Linked DNA regions of Homo sapiens: region 1 is linked to region 2. The links are chromatin contacts, found by Hi-C in ENCODE. All regions are on one chromosome and are shown on one strand. The core of a region is the stretch at or near the end of the contact, and the rest is flanking DNA. Distances in the headings are between cores, read along the strand shown. Region 1 has its middle 43 kb from the start of NEK6. Region 2 overlaps STRBP (spermatid perinuclear RNA binding protein).

The links. A loop is a pair of places that touch in the nucleus more often than their neighbours do. Pooled maps may share reads with other maps.
Region 1: a loop to region 2 is called in a pooled map, with 6 times the contacts of the local background. The contact joins two enhancer-like sites. A Hi-C loop is called at or near these places in 3 of 37 single-sample maps with no recorded cell type and 6 of 50 pooled maps.

What each region holds. Positions count from the first base shown.
Region 1 is chr9:124,212,503-124,218,381 of GRCh38, forward strand. No RefSeq gene overlaps it. Among named protein-coding and RNA genes, the nearest start is that of NEK6, 43 kb to the right of the region's middle. RefSeq lists enhancers at 4,529-4,608, 5,518-5,677. Within about 2 kb of position 4,374, at least 16 of the 41 ENCODE cell types and tissues checked have a DNase peak (open chromatin) inside an H3K27ac peak, as active enhancers do.
Region 2 is chr9:123,230,412-123,237,242 of GRCh38, forward strand. STRBP (spermatid perinuclear RNA binding protein) reads right to left here. Exons shown (of 19, transcript NM_018387.5): 2 at 6,419-6,555. Among named protein-coding and RNA genes, the nearest start is that of STRBP, 35 kb to the right of the region's middle. RefSeq lists an enhancer at 3,484-3,563. Within about 2 kb of position 4,205, at least 3 of the 41 ENCODE cell types and tissues checked have a DNase peak (open chromatin) inside an H3K27ac peak, as active enhancers do.

The sequences.
Region 1 (5,879 bases), core at 3,124-5,623, 980 kb after region 2:
AAAGGAATGTCCTTTCCTTCTCCGTTACTCTCGGTTTAATTGGAATAGTCCTCTGACTCAGGAATGACCTACTTTTGGCTAATAAAGAAACCTCTCCACCCCCACAAACGCTGTCCTGTGAGTCCCCTTCCTCATCCATTCGCATCCCTGGACTCACTTGGAAACAGCTCCTGGTTGTGGAGAAACAAACATCTTCAAGTGGATAAATCTCTTTATCTTGTGAGACCTTCTCCCATGTGTGTGTCCTGTGATTGTGGGGTCCCTGGGGAGACCCAGGATCAGGGCAGGCACATCGGGATGTGTTGCAGGCAGCAACCACCGTGGGTGGTTTTCTTTATGGTCCACCATGTTCGTGGGCAATAGAGCTGAAGTTCACAGGGTCACGCCACCCTGGATCCAAAGGAAAACACAACCAGAAAAGAGACGGGGCCCACCCATGCCAACAGCTCAGCCAGGCCCAGTCAGTACCCCCTAGTGGCCTCCCCTTCCTTCCCCATCCTGGCCCATTCCCTCCATCTCCAAGCCCCCTTAAGTACCAATAATGGAAGTGCTTACCAGGCCCCGCAACAATTCACCCTTATCTTTTATTTATAGCTGACAAAGCTCCAAGCAGGAAAAATATAATCACACTTTAAATAATGGAAGTTGTAGGTATTAGAGCTACACGGGCAGTTACTGGAGTTGCAGCGATGTCTCCCTGCAGACCTGACGGGGCGCATGCCGACTGCATTTTTAATTTTTAAAACATATTTCTTCCCAAATTATTCCACGTTACCGAGGAGCCACATTTATGGGGGTGATAAATTACTGTAATAAAGTGCCTCTTCCTCAAATATATAGGAGGAAGGCACGTTGAGCACAGCCCAGCACAGGCAGCCCCGAGAGAGTGGCGAGAAGTCCCACTGCCTCCCTCCTCGCTTTAATTATTTGGCTGATGTGTCCTACATTTTTAATACAGTCACAAGTTTTCTTTAAGCAAAGAATTCGAACCGGTAACTAATTTGTATTTGTGTGTGCCGGTGCCTGGGAAGACATACGTATGTGAGTGTCTGTGTGTGTACCCTTGGGCAGTGAGACATGCGTGATTGCAAACCAATGTAATGTGCGTGTGTGAGCATGTCTGCAAATATGCATGCATGTTTGCATGTGCAAGTGTAGGGAGGCAGCTTGTGGATGCCCGGATATGAGCCACACGTGTGGATGCCCAGGAGTATGAAAAGATCCCTGACTGTATGGGGCATGCACGTATGAGCACATTTACGTGGATATATGTGCATTAGCTAAACACGCATTTTTGTGTAGACCTGTGTGCACCGTACACATAGCGTGCATGGATTTGTGCGTGTCAGAGCACACTAGTGTGGACGTATGTGTTCGGGCACGTTTTTCTAGGCTGATCTGCCTTCTTGCAGACCTTTGTGTGCCTTTGAATCTTTTCTTCTGCATTGAACCACCTCCCCTTCTGTCTTCCCTCCTTCCCCAAACAGTGAAGCACTGAGGTTAAGCCAGAGGCTCTGAGGTCAGACTGACTGGGTTCAAATCTCAGCTCTGCCTCTTATGAGCTATATAATCTCAAGCAAAGCATCTGGTGCCTCAGTTTACCCATCTATAAAATGGGGTTCATATGAAGAGTAGTTACCTCATAGGGCTGCTGGGAAGATGAATGGGTTTAATACACAGAAAGTGCCGGATGTGTAGTGAGCACAAAGCACTTCCTCCTTCCTGTTGGACATAGCACACGCTTCCTTGGGAAGTTACATGCTAGAGAGAGCCAAGGGTGGGGAAGCCACGACCCTGTGAGGCAGTGGTCTAGCTCGGCACCTACCCTCCTCCTGCCCCAGCTCATCTGGTGGGAGGAGAGCCATGGGGGAGGGAGGGTGAGCACTCAGCTACGCGAGTTTGTGGATGCTCGAGGGCAAGGCTGTGCCCAGTTCATCTCTGCTCCCCTGGCCCCAGCACAGGGTCCGGCAGAGTGGGCACCATGGGCATTTGCCATCTGGACAAAAATGTGAACATGTGAATGGGAGGGGAGATGGGGTAGAAGATGGGTGTCGGTGGCTTATTTGGGAGACGGTGATCACAGGAAGTAGGAGAGAGAGAGTGGGGACAGTGGGGCAGGGAAGAGAGAAAAGCCAATAAGGGTCTTCCTGTGCAAATGAGCAGGTCCCTGGGTGGGCGCACGGGGCTCAGTTCCACTGGGGCCCCGCCAAGGGTCTTCACTGCCCGCCGCCCCTCCCTGGGGGAGGGCCTCCCCTGGGGACTTTTGCAGCCCTGACATTTCTGGGTTACCCTGTGTGAACTTGATCGCTGGGAGCTCCTGTGGTGCCGGAGAAAGCCCAGGCAGGGGACTAGGGGTGAGAACATGTAGTGGGGACAGTCCACTGCAGGGCAGGGAACTCAAAGGTGCTCCAAGGAGATATGGGCGGTACATCAACAGAAGCTGCTACAGGGCCATGTTGAACATCCAGACCCACAGACAGACCTGAGGGTGGACACATCTGCCTGTGGACGGCGGACACGTGTACTACTCCTGGCCACATGCCAGATTCACAAACTCAGGGCTCCTTTCCCTTCCCCACAAACATCCCCCAACCTCCTTGATTCTGCATGTGCTGCTCCTCCTGCCTGGAAAGGCCTTCAGCTACAACCAACCTGAAAAATTCCTTTAGGTGCCTGTTTGGGCTCCACTCAAATACCATCTTGTGCACCAAGCTTTCCAGTCAAAAGGAATCCCTTCCTCCCCCCCAGTCCCTGGGGGCTTCCCTTGAACCCCAAACATGACCCTTACTGGCAGCCATCTGGTGTTACAACAACATAGATGCTGACACATCTGTCCCCCACCAGCCATGGGCTCCTCAAGAACAAAGAGCATGTCTGTGTCACAGCTGTACCCCCAGTGCCCAACACAGAGCCCAGCGTGGATGCGGTGCCTCAGTTTCCTCACATGAATCATGGGGGGATAATGGCATCCACTTCATCCTGTCCTGGGGAGGGTCTGATGAGTGAATGTGTTTAGACTGCTATACTTGGAGCAATGCCTGGCACTAGGGAAGCATCGGACACATGTTATTCTCATCAATATGGTTCTGAATGGACTTGGAAGACCCAAGTGAAAGCAGTGCCAGCTTCTATGGGGCACCTACAACTGCCCTGTGTCACCCTGTTTTACAGATGAGGACACTGAGGCCCGGGAAGGGTCACACAGCTAGACAGGGCACAGCCAGGACCTGAGTCCAGGTCTGTGACCACAGTGCCTGTGTCCTCTCCTGCACCATGCTGCTGCAGGCCCTCTCTGTCTCTCTGTCTCTCTCTGTCTCTCTTTCTGCCTCCCTGACGTTCTCCCCACCCAGGGGTAGCTCTCCAGAGGCTGTCGCAGGTAGTGGATGAAACATGGACCTTTTTTTTTTTTTCCTTAAGACAGAGTGCCGTGGTGTGATCTCGCCTCACTGCAACCTTTGCCTCCCAGGTTCAAGCAATTCTCCTGCCTCAGTCTCCCGAGTAGCTGGGATTACAGGGGCCCGCCACCACGCCGGCTAATTTTTGTATTTTTATAAAGACGGGGTTTCACCATGTTTGCCAGGCTGGTCTCGAACTCCTGACCTCATGATTCGCCCGCCTCAGCCTCCCAAAGTGCTGGGATTCCAGAAATGAGCCACTGCGCCCAGTCGGACATTGATTTTTAACAAACGTGGGTTCAAATCCTGGTCTGCCATTCACCAGCTATGTGACCGTGTTGGGCCTGTGGCATCCGCTCCCTGAGCCTCAGTTTCTCCACCGTCTCCTGAGGACTTGAGGACACTGTCTAAAGGCAGGTTTGCCATAGCACTGTGAAAGCATCGGCTTTGGGGCTCCTCACTTGCACAGGCCCTTTTGGAATACAAATTCACTTTCATAGGTAAGTTTGAATTTGATTCTTTTGTCTTCAGGCTCCCCACTCCAGTCTACCCCAAGACTCTCTCTCAGATCCTTCTAGCTGGGATGAAAGACCAGGGGCAGGGTGGCAGAGCACCCATGTTTACCCCACTCCCATACTCTGCCCAGAGGTCGGGGCCTGTCCACCGTTGGGCCTCATGTCACAGATGGGGACATGGCCTGGCAGGGCGAAGGGACTTCAGGAGATCATACAGTAAGTTAGTGTCACAGCCGGACTTGGAGCCACATCTCCCAGCTTCAAGGCTCCCTGTTGTGCTGTGGGGAAGGGGTGCACAGGGCTGGCCCGGGGACAGGGCCTGTTCCTCACTTATGAGTGCCGTGGGCTGGGGCTCAGAGGGTGACTTGGTGCCTTGTAAGGGGGCCAGGGGCAGCTGTGGGTGGGGGTGTCCGGGGATTACTGCTAAAATAAGTAGCAGCTTCCTCTGAAACGCCTCTGTGGTCTGTGGAGGGGAAGGAAGTGGAGGACCGGAAACAGGGGAGGCAGAGAGGTGAGAGGCTGAAACTTCTGCCAGCATAGCAGAGACCAAGCTGGGCACCCCCCACCCACCCAGACACAACAGTTGGCCTCTGCCAGGCTGCAGCCTTGGGGCTGCAACCAGGAGGGCCTGGGAAGCTCAGGCCCAGCCCTAATATGGCCACCCAGAGGCTAGAGAATCCCTCTAGGTTGCTCCTGGCTGGCTGGGCTTCTTCCCTTCCTCAAGACACCAGTCACTTCATGCACCATTCTCTTTGCCTGGAATGCCCTTCTCTACATTTTCCTTTAGGGCCCAACACCAATGTCACCTCTTCTGGGAAGCCTTCCCTGACCACCCACCACACACACACACACACACACACACACACACACACACACACACAGAGAGAGAGAGAGAGAGAGAGAGAGGCAGGACAAGACAGCCACAGACCTTCATCATGAATAGTGGCATTCACTGTGACAGTGGCGTTCATCCAGTGCTTCATGTTTATGAACTGCTCTGCATGGATGATCTCATTGAATGTTTACAAAAACACAATGTGTGGTTCTATCAATAGCTTCATGTTACAGACGAGTGAACCAAGGCTCAGAGATGAGCAACTTCCCCAAGGTGGCATAGTCAGAAAATGGCTGAGTGGGGAGTGTGACCCAGGTCTGACTCCACAGCTAGGTCATTGAACCATGCACTATCCTCTGAGACTGGGATGGGATCAGTGTTGTGCAACTTGCCTGCTCCAAGGAGGCTGCATTGTGACCCTAGCAAAGCTTCATTTTCAGCCTTGCCCTTCCCAGCACCCCTGGAGTAGCTGGGAGCTATAGAGTACTCTAGGGAGAGAGGGAAACCAGCTTGTAATGAGGAAGCATTTCCATGTAAACATTTCTGGTAAACTGTGTGAAGGGATCTCAGAAGTATCTCCAAGCCCTTGATACTGTCTTGGGTTTTGTTTTCTCCTTCTAAATAAATGCTTTTGAATCTAATTTTGTATTCTGTTTCTACAGATGGGGCTTCCAAAATTGAAAAGCTTCAGACTTCACAAATCCTAGGTCCACCCTGCGGTGCCCTGTGACTTAACCACAACCACTGCACTGCCTGGGCTTCCCCAGCCCTCTCCAAGGCCCGCTTTCACTGTACCGGGGTTTTCTATTTATGGATCCGCCCTGCTACCCGCCACTCCCACAACCCCCACCCATAGATGGGCCATGAGCTCCTCATGGGCAGAGGGCGAGCCCTGGTTTCTTGGTACCCTAGGGACTGCTTGGTATATAGAAGCCCAGGACAGATTTGTTACATGAGGGAATAAAGGAGTAAATGAATGAGTGAATGAATGAATATGGGTCCCTTCAATGCCATCAGGAAGTATGAGAGATACAACTCCAGCTTTAAAACTCCAGGTCAGCTGGGTATGGTGGCTCACCCTTGTAATCCCAATACTTTTGGAGGCTGAGGTGGGCGGATCGCTTGGGCCCAGGA
Region 2 (6,831 bases), core at 2,955-5,454:
TCTATTTTATCTAGTTACTTATTTAGTAACTTACATACATTTCCTAATACACTTCTGGGAAGATAGTAAGTGCTAATAAATACTTATTGATGGATACAGATACAGGACCCTGAGGACAGACAAGTAAGCAACCGTCCTTTCCGTATCAGATATATCACAGACAGCTGCTCACCATTTACAGCTATCTGCCTTCCAGACTACATCACCCAATTCATTTACCAATCACTGTCTTTCATATTTATTTTTCAAAGACACTGTAGGTGATGAGGCAATCTATGTTTGGCTGCAAAAGCTATACACTATTAATAATTAAAACTAGGTAAGACATGGCCATTTCAGTTAATCACAGGAAAGTTTCTGTTTTAAAATTGCTTTAACTAAACAGCTTGTGTCTTCCACATACTTTTTTCAAGAACACATGTGCATCATTATTTTAATGAAAAGCGTACACACTTTTTTAAATTTCTGGTATTAGTAGGGGGAAAGCACAGGGTATAATAATTGTACCCAAAACAAAAAGGTTAAACCTATATTGAGTTCTAAAGCAATTACAAAATCCTCTTTGCAGAACTCTGTCAGTAACAGAATGTAGGGAGTAAGTGATCTTTCTGCAACCCAGTGGTTCTTCAACTCTGTGTATTATAAGAAAATGCACAGGGAGCTTTTTAAGCTAGACATGGTACCCTCACACCCCTAGAGGTCAATTTAATTAATCTGGGGTGGGATCCAGGTTATCAGTATTTTTTTTTTAACTCTACAGAGATTTTAATGTACAACGAGGCCTGAGAACTACAGACCTAACCTAATCCTTTCACCTGTTATTAGCAGCCTATACTCCTCTATTGCACTTCCAATTTTACTGCACTTCCAACTGCCTTCCACACATCTCCATCTGGAGGGTTGACTCCAAATATAAAAGTCCAATCCTAAAGTCAGTATCTTCTTTCCCAAACTTATTTTCTCTTGTTCCTTTCTGGTCTTTTAGATTGTGAAATATAACTTACAGATGGAAAAATGCATAAAACATATAAGCGCAATTTAATAATCCTTAAACAGTACCCTCATAGTTATCAGCCAAATCAAGAAATATAACACTGCCAGCACCACAGTCTCCCATATTTCTTATCTTGGCTAGTATACCAATTAATCCAGTTACTCAAGTCAGGAGACCAGGGACATCATCTTAAGATTCCTCCCCTTCTCCTGACATCAAATAAATCACAAGTACTAAAGATTTTACTACCAAATTATCTCCCCTCCTCTTTTTTACTGCCATTTTCTTAGTCTAAGTCCTCAAAAGATTTTCTGTCTCTGCCCCACTTGCCTCCAGTTCATTCCATGAAATGATCTCTTAAGGAAATAAATCTGTCACCCACCTTCCCTGACTCCCCATATCTTAACAAGATAGAGTTCTTCATAAACTGGCCTGGATCTCCCTCTCTCTGGTCTCTAATGAACCTACCCCACTTCAAAACTTATACTGCGAATGTACCAATCTCCTTACAGTTACCTAAACACACTATGCCATTTCCTATCTTTCTCCTACTGTTCTTCTATAAGGAATATCCTTCCTTCCCACTGTTGTACTTGAATTCATCTTTCAAAACCCAACTTAGCCAGCTGGATGCAGTGGCTCACACCTGTAATCACAGCACTTTGGGAGGCTGAGGCAGGTGGATCACTTGAGGTCGGGAATTCGAGACCAGCCTGGTCAACATGGTGAAACCTCGGCTCTACTAAAAATACAAAAATTAGCCAGGCTTGGTGGTACATGCTTGAAATTCCAGCTACTTGGGAGGCTGACGCAGGAGAATCGCTTGAACCAGGAGGCGGAGGTTGCAGTGAGCCGAAATCACACCACTGCACTCCAGCCTGGGTGACAGAGTAAGACTCCATCTCAAGAAAAAAGAAACAAAAAAACCTTAGCCGACAATTTCTCCAGGAAGCTGACCCTGCCCCTATTCCATCTATTTCTATAGCCTGTTCTTGTCTGCACCAGTATTTATCACATTGTAGTTATAAACCATTTTCAGTGTCAGCCCAGGTTACAACAGCCCCATACTTGTTCTGGGAATTGTCTCTTCCATCCCTCCTACTTCATTCCATTCACAAAAGTGAGCTTCCAACAGCTCAGCCCTCAGGCAAGCTGAACCAGGGTGGGGCCAGATTCTACCTCCCAGGAATTTGGAATGAAATTAACAGAGAAAACTGGTATGTCTATGTGGCTGAGAATTGTTAGATGTAAAATAAAAGCTCTACGGACAGCCATGTTCTACCATTTGTACTAAAAAGAGAAAAAAGTACATCTTCGAAGAAAAAGAACGAAATGGGCAGAGTTAGGAAAAAACAGTCCTGTGAGCCTTCTGGTTCTTGGTTCCAGCCCTTCCCAAAGCCCCACTGAATTCCTGCCCTCAGGTTCTGTAAGGAAGACCGATTATCTGTAGAAGACAGCTGATTCTTATTTGCAACTAAAAGCTCCAAATAAAACACTACGTTTTTAGACATCTCTTCTATTTATCCTACTAGCACCATGAAGGCAGAAACTGTGTCTTACTCATCTCTCTATCTGCAAGACTAGCAAAGACCCTGAAAAATGCCAGATGCTCAATTAATGACTGTCATCCATGGCACACTAACAGTTATACATTTTTATGTATGTAAATTTTTTCCTCCTTTTTAAAGACAGGGTCTTGCTTTGTCATCTATGCTGGGAGTGCAGTGGCGTGAACATAGCTCATGGCAGCCTAGTACTCCTGGGCTCAAGTGATCCTCTCACATCAGCTTCCCAAGTAGCTGGACTACAGGCGCATACCACCACATCTGGCTAATTTCTTTATTTTTTTAGAGATGGGGGGGTCTCACTACGTTGCCCAGGCTAGTCTCAAACCCCTGGCCTCAAACAATCCTCCCGCATCAGCTTCCCAAGAGTCATTAGGGTTACAGGCCTGAGCCCCTATGCCAGGCTTATGTATATAAATTTGAACTTTAAGAAGTGTTAACAAGTATCAAACTCCAGCTAATTATATGTATGTCAAAATGTTTAGGGGTAAACTGTAAGGATGTCTGCAGCTTATTTTGAAATGAAGCAAAAAGTAAGATGTAATGAAGGTTAAATAGTGGAGTGAATAGATGCATAGATGTAAGATACAGTTAATGAAAGATAATGTTAATTGCAGAATATAGGCTGCACTAATTGCAGAATATATGGAGGTTCACTATACAACTCTTCCAACTTTTTGCATGTTTAAGCTTTTTCATAATAAAATGTTTGGAGAAAAATGTAACAGCAATACATCTGCATTGATTTACATGGGAAAGTCTACATAAATAAACATGCTCATGTTAGCTCATTTCACTGCCCTCTGCCATGAAATGGGAATTCAAAGAACTTTAATAATAGGTGACTCTCCTTTCATTGCACAGTACATTTTCAAAGTGTTTTGTCTTTTCAGTTCACATGCTTCTTTTAAAGTGACAACAGCAAGGCACAATTAAAATGTAAAACTAGGCCGGGCGCGGTGGCTCACGCCTGTAATACCAGCACTTTGGGAGGCCAAGGCGGGCAGATCACGAGGTCAGGAGATTGAGACCATCCTGGCTAATACGGTGAAATCCCGTCTCTATTAAAAATACAAAAAAATTAGCCAGGCGTGGTGGCGGGCGCCTGTAGTCCCAGCTACTCAGGAGGCTGAGGCAGGAGAATGGCATGAACCCGGGAGGCAGAGTTTGTGGTGAGCAGAGATCACACCACTGCACTCCAGCCTGGGCGACAGAGCGAGACGCCGTGTCAAAAAAAAAAAAAAAAAAAGAAGTAAAACTAAATACTTCTAATTTCATGTCTCCTTTAAAACTAGTTTTGGAAAACATTAAAATTAGATAGGCTAATTCAAACCAGTTTTCTGTTACCAAGACTATTCAGAAGACAAAAAAAAAAAAGAGCTGGCAACTTTAATACTGTTAAGTTTCTCTTCACAAGACAGAAAAAACTGAGAATCACAGACTGTTAAAACTGGTCAAAAAGACTAATACTGTACAGGATCCTTACTTCCCAAAAAGAAAACTAAGACCCAAAGAGATAAAATATCCTGCCCAAGACCACCAAGTAACTTTGTAGCAAGGCTCAGACTCAAAACCTGGACTTATCACTAAAAATCTAGTGTTCTTCCCATCCTAGTTGGTAGTCTTAAATCCTGTTTTGTTTTGTTTTTTCAAAAGTAATAGTATATAAAGTGCCTAGTCTCAGCATAAACATTTTGTATTTGTTCAGGCCGAGCGAGGTGGCTGATGCCTGTAATCCCAGCACATTGGGAAGTTGAGGGAAGCAGATCACTTGAGGTCAGGAGTTCAAGACCAGCCTGGCCAAGATGGTAAAACCCTACCTCTACTAAAAATACAAAAATTAGCCAGGCATGGGGGTGCACACCTGTTATCCCAGCTACTTGGGAGGCCAAGGCAGGAGACTCGCTTGAACCTGGGAGGCAGAGGTCGCAGTCAGCTGAGCCTGGGCAACACAGACTCCATCTCAAAAAATAAAAAAAAAGTTTAAAAAAATTTTTTTTGTATCTGTTCAACTGGCTTTTTTTTTGGGGGGGGGGGGTACTGGGTATTCAGGTTATAAATACAAGTGAACACCGGAAACACATTACAACCAGTATTCAAATGACATACCTTATGTAACCACTGAAACTGAACTTCACTAAAATGACCTGAAAGTGTTTTTCCATCAATTTAGGCAAATAAAGAGGCAATGACAGAATTTTAACAACACACTTGCCAGCATTCCTTGTCTGTGGTAGAAGGCCAAAATTTTGCATGTAACTTTTCTAAAAAGTAGGTAACACAAAGCTACAGAAGTTGAAGGATAAGCCTTTTTTAATTTAGGTTTTTTTTTTTCATTTTGCAAATAAATCAATATGTGTATGTTAAAATAATGGATTACAGAGATACAGATAACTGTATCCTTGCAAAACCACTGAAAGAATGCTAGTCCCAGTTAGACTTCACTGAATTTATGATACAACCACTTTTATTTCTATTGTGATTGTCAGACAACTGAAAATCTAATTAAAATCTGTATGAACTAAGAGCAACTTCAGGAAAAAAAAAAAAAAAAAAGTTATCCCAAAGACAACTGAAAATCTAAGTAGAATCTGGATGAAGAGACAAGTTCAGCAAAAAAAAAAAAAAAAAAAAAAAAAAAAAAAAGTTATCCCAGAGAGCTATTGGTTGGTCATTAACCACATGCAAAAAGAATGGCACTCTTTGTCTGATCTCTTCCCTTTCATAGCAAAACTGAAGCTGTAAAGAATGTCTAAAGGGTAGTCTATGGAAAATTAAATTGAAGTCATGTTATTTCTATCTATTAAAATTCAGCTATACTAAAGTCACTTCTGAAATGATTTAGGAATAGAGCGCTCAGCAAAATAAACTTCCAAGAAAAATAATCAAAAATAAGAACACCAGAATGAGTTTGCTACCTGTTCTATTAAAATAGGAATGTGTAAAAGGCTCCATCTTACTTTCTGATTAATAATCCATCTGCACAAATACTTAATATGTGTCATAGTCCACAGCTTCCAATCTCTAAATCAGATTACCACAAACTCTACAACTTAACATGCACTAGCAAGAACATTTCAACACACTTTGAATACAAAAATACTCAAAATACTGAGGAATGGTACCTTACCTTCTAGTGTCAGCAAGGAGAAAGGACTCCTCCAGCTGCTCTAAAGTAGAAAATGTTCCCAATTTCTTGAGTACCATATAGTATAAAGTGGTTTTATCACATAGTACAGCAAAATTATTGGTGAAATTATATGAACACTGTATTTCACAATACATGCTACTTACTAAGAAAAAAACATTAAGTGCCCCAATATTTAATTTCTATTTTTATTTCCTATTTTATTTCTATTTCATTTGCTCATTTTACATGTCACTTTACCGTAAGCAAGTCTATAAAAGTATAATTTTTAAAGAGAGTAAAATCTCTGCTACCCGGTATTACATAAACTGACATATCTAAAACATGGCGTCATTTGTGAACATCATGATGACAGTGAGGCAATACAAGTTCTTAACGTACTTTCTGAATCTTCAAAATGACATCAAATTATCAATAATTCTCATCAAATGATAGTAATTTGCCAGCATAGTATATTGGACATTGGTGATATTAGACACCCTAAGAAAGGATACAAGAGTAGTGACCACAGTAAATATAAAAATTGAATAGGATTTTCTAAAAAAAAAAAAAAAAGTGTGTCATACAAACTTCACTGACTCTGGAGCCATGATGTCTGGATTTAAGTCCCAGCTCTTCAACTTTCTAGCTGGTTTCATTCAATGTTTAACCACCTATGTCTCGATTTTCTCCTTTACGAAGGGAATACCATCACTTACTTTATCTACTTACCTTTATAAGAAGCAACAGTTGAGGCCAGGCACAGTGGCTCGTGCCTGTAATCCCAGCACCTTGGGAGGCTGAGGCAGGCGGATCACTTGCGTTCAGGAGTTCGAGACCAGCCAGGTCAACATGGCAAAACCCCGTCTCTACTAAAAATACAAAAATTAGCTGGGCGTGGTGGCGCACACCTGTAATTCCAGCTACTCGGGAGGCTGAGGCAGGAGAATCACTTGAACCCAGGAGGCAGAGGTTGTAGTACAGAGCCGAGATTGAGCCTCTGCACTCCAGCCTGGGCAACAGAGCCAGACTCCATCTCAATAACAACAACAAAAAAGCAAGAGTTGAATGTGTGTAATAATACTTTGCAAACCACAGCAGTGAGCTATTCTAACATTCCTACTGAAATCTACAGTGTTACAGCT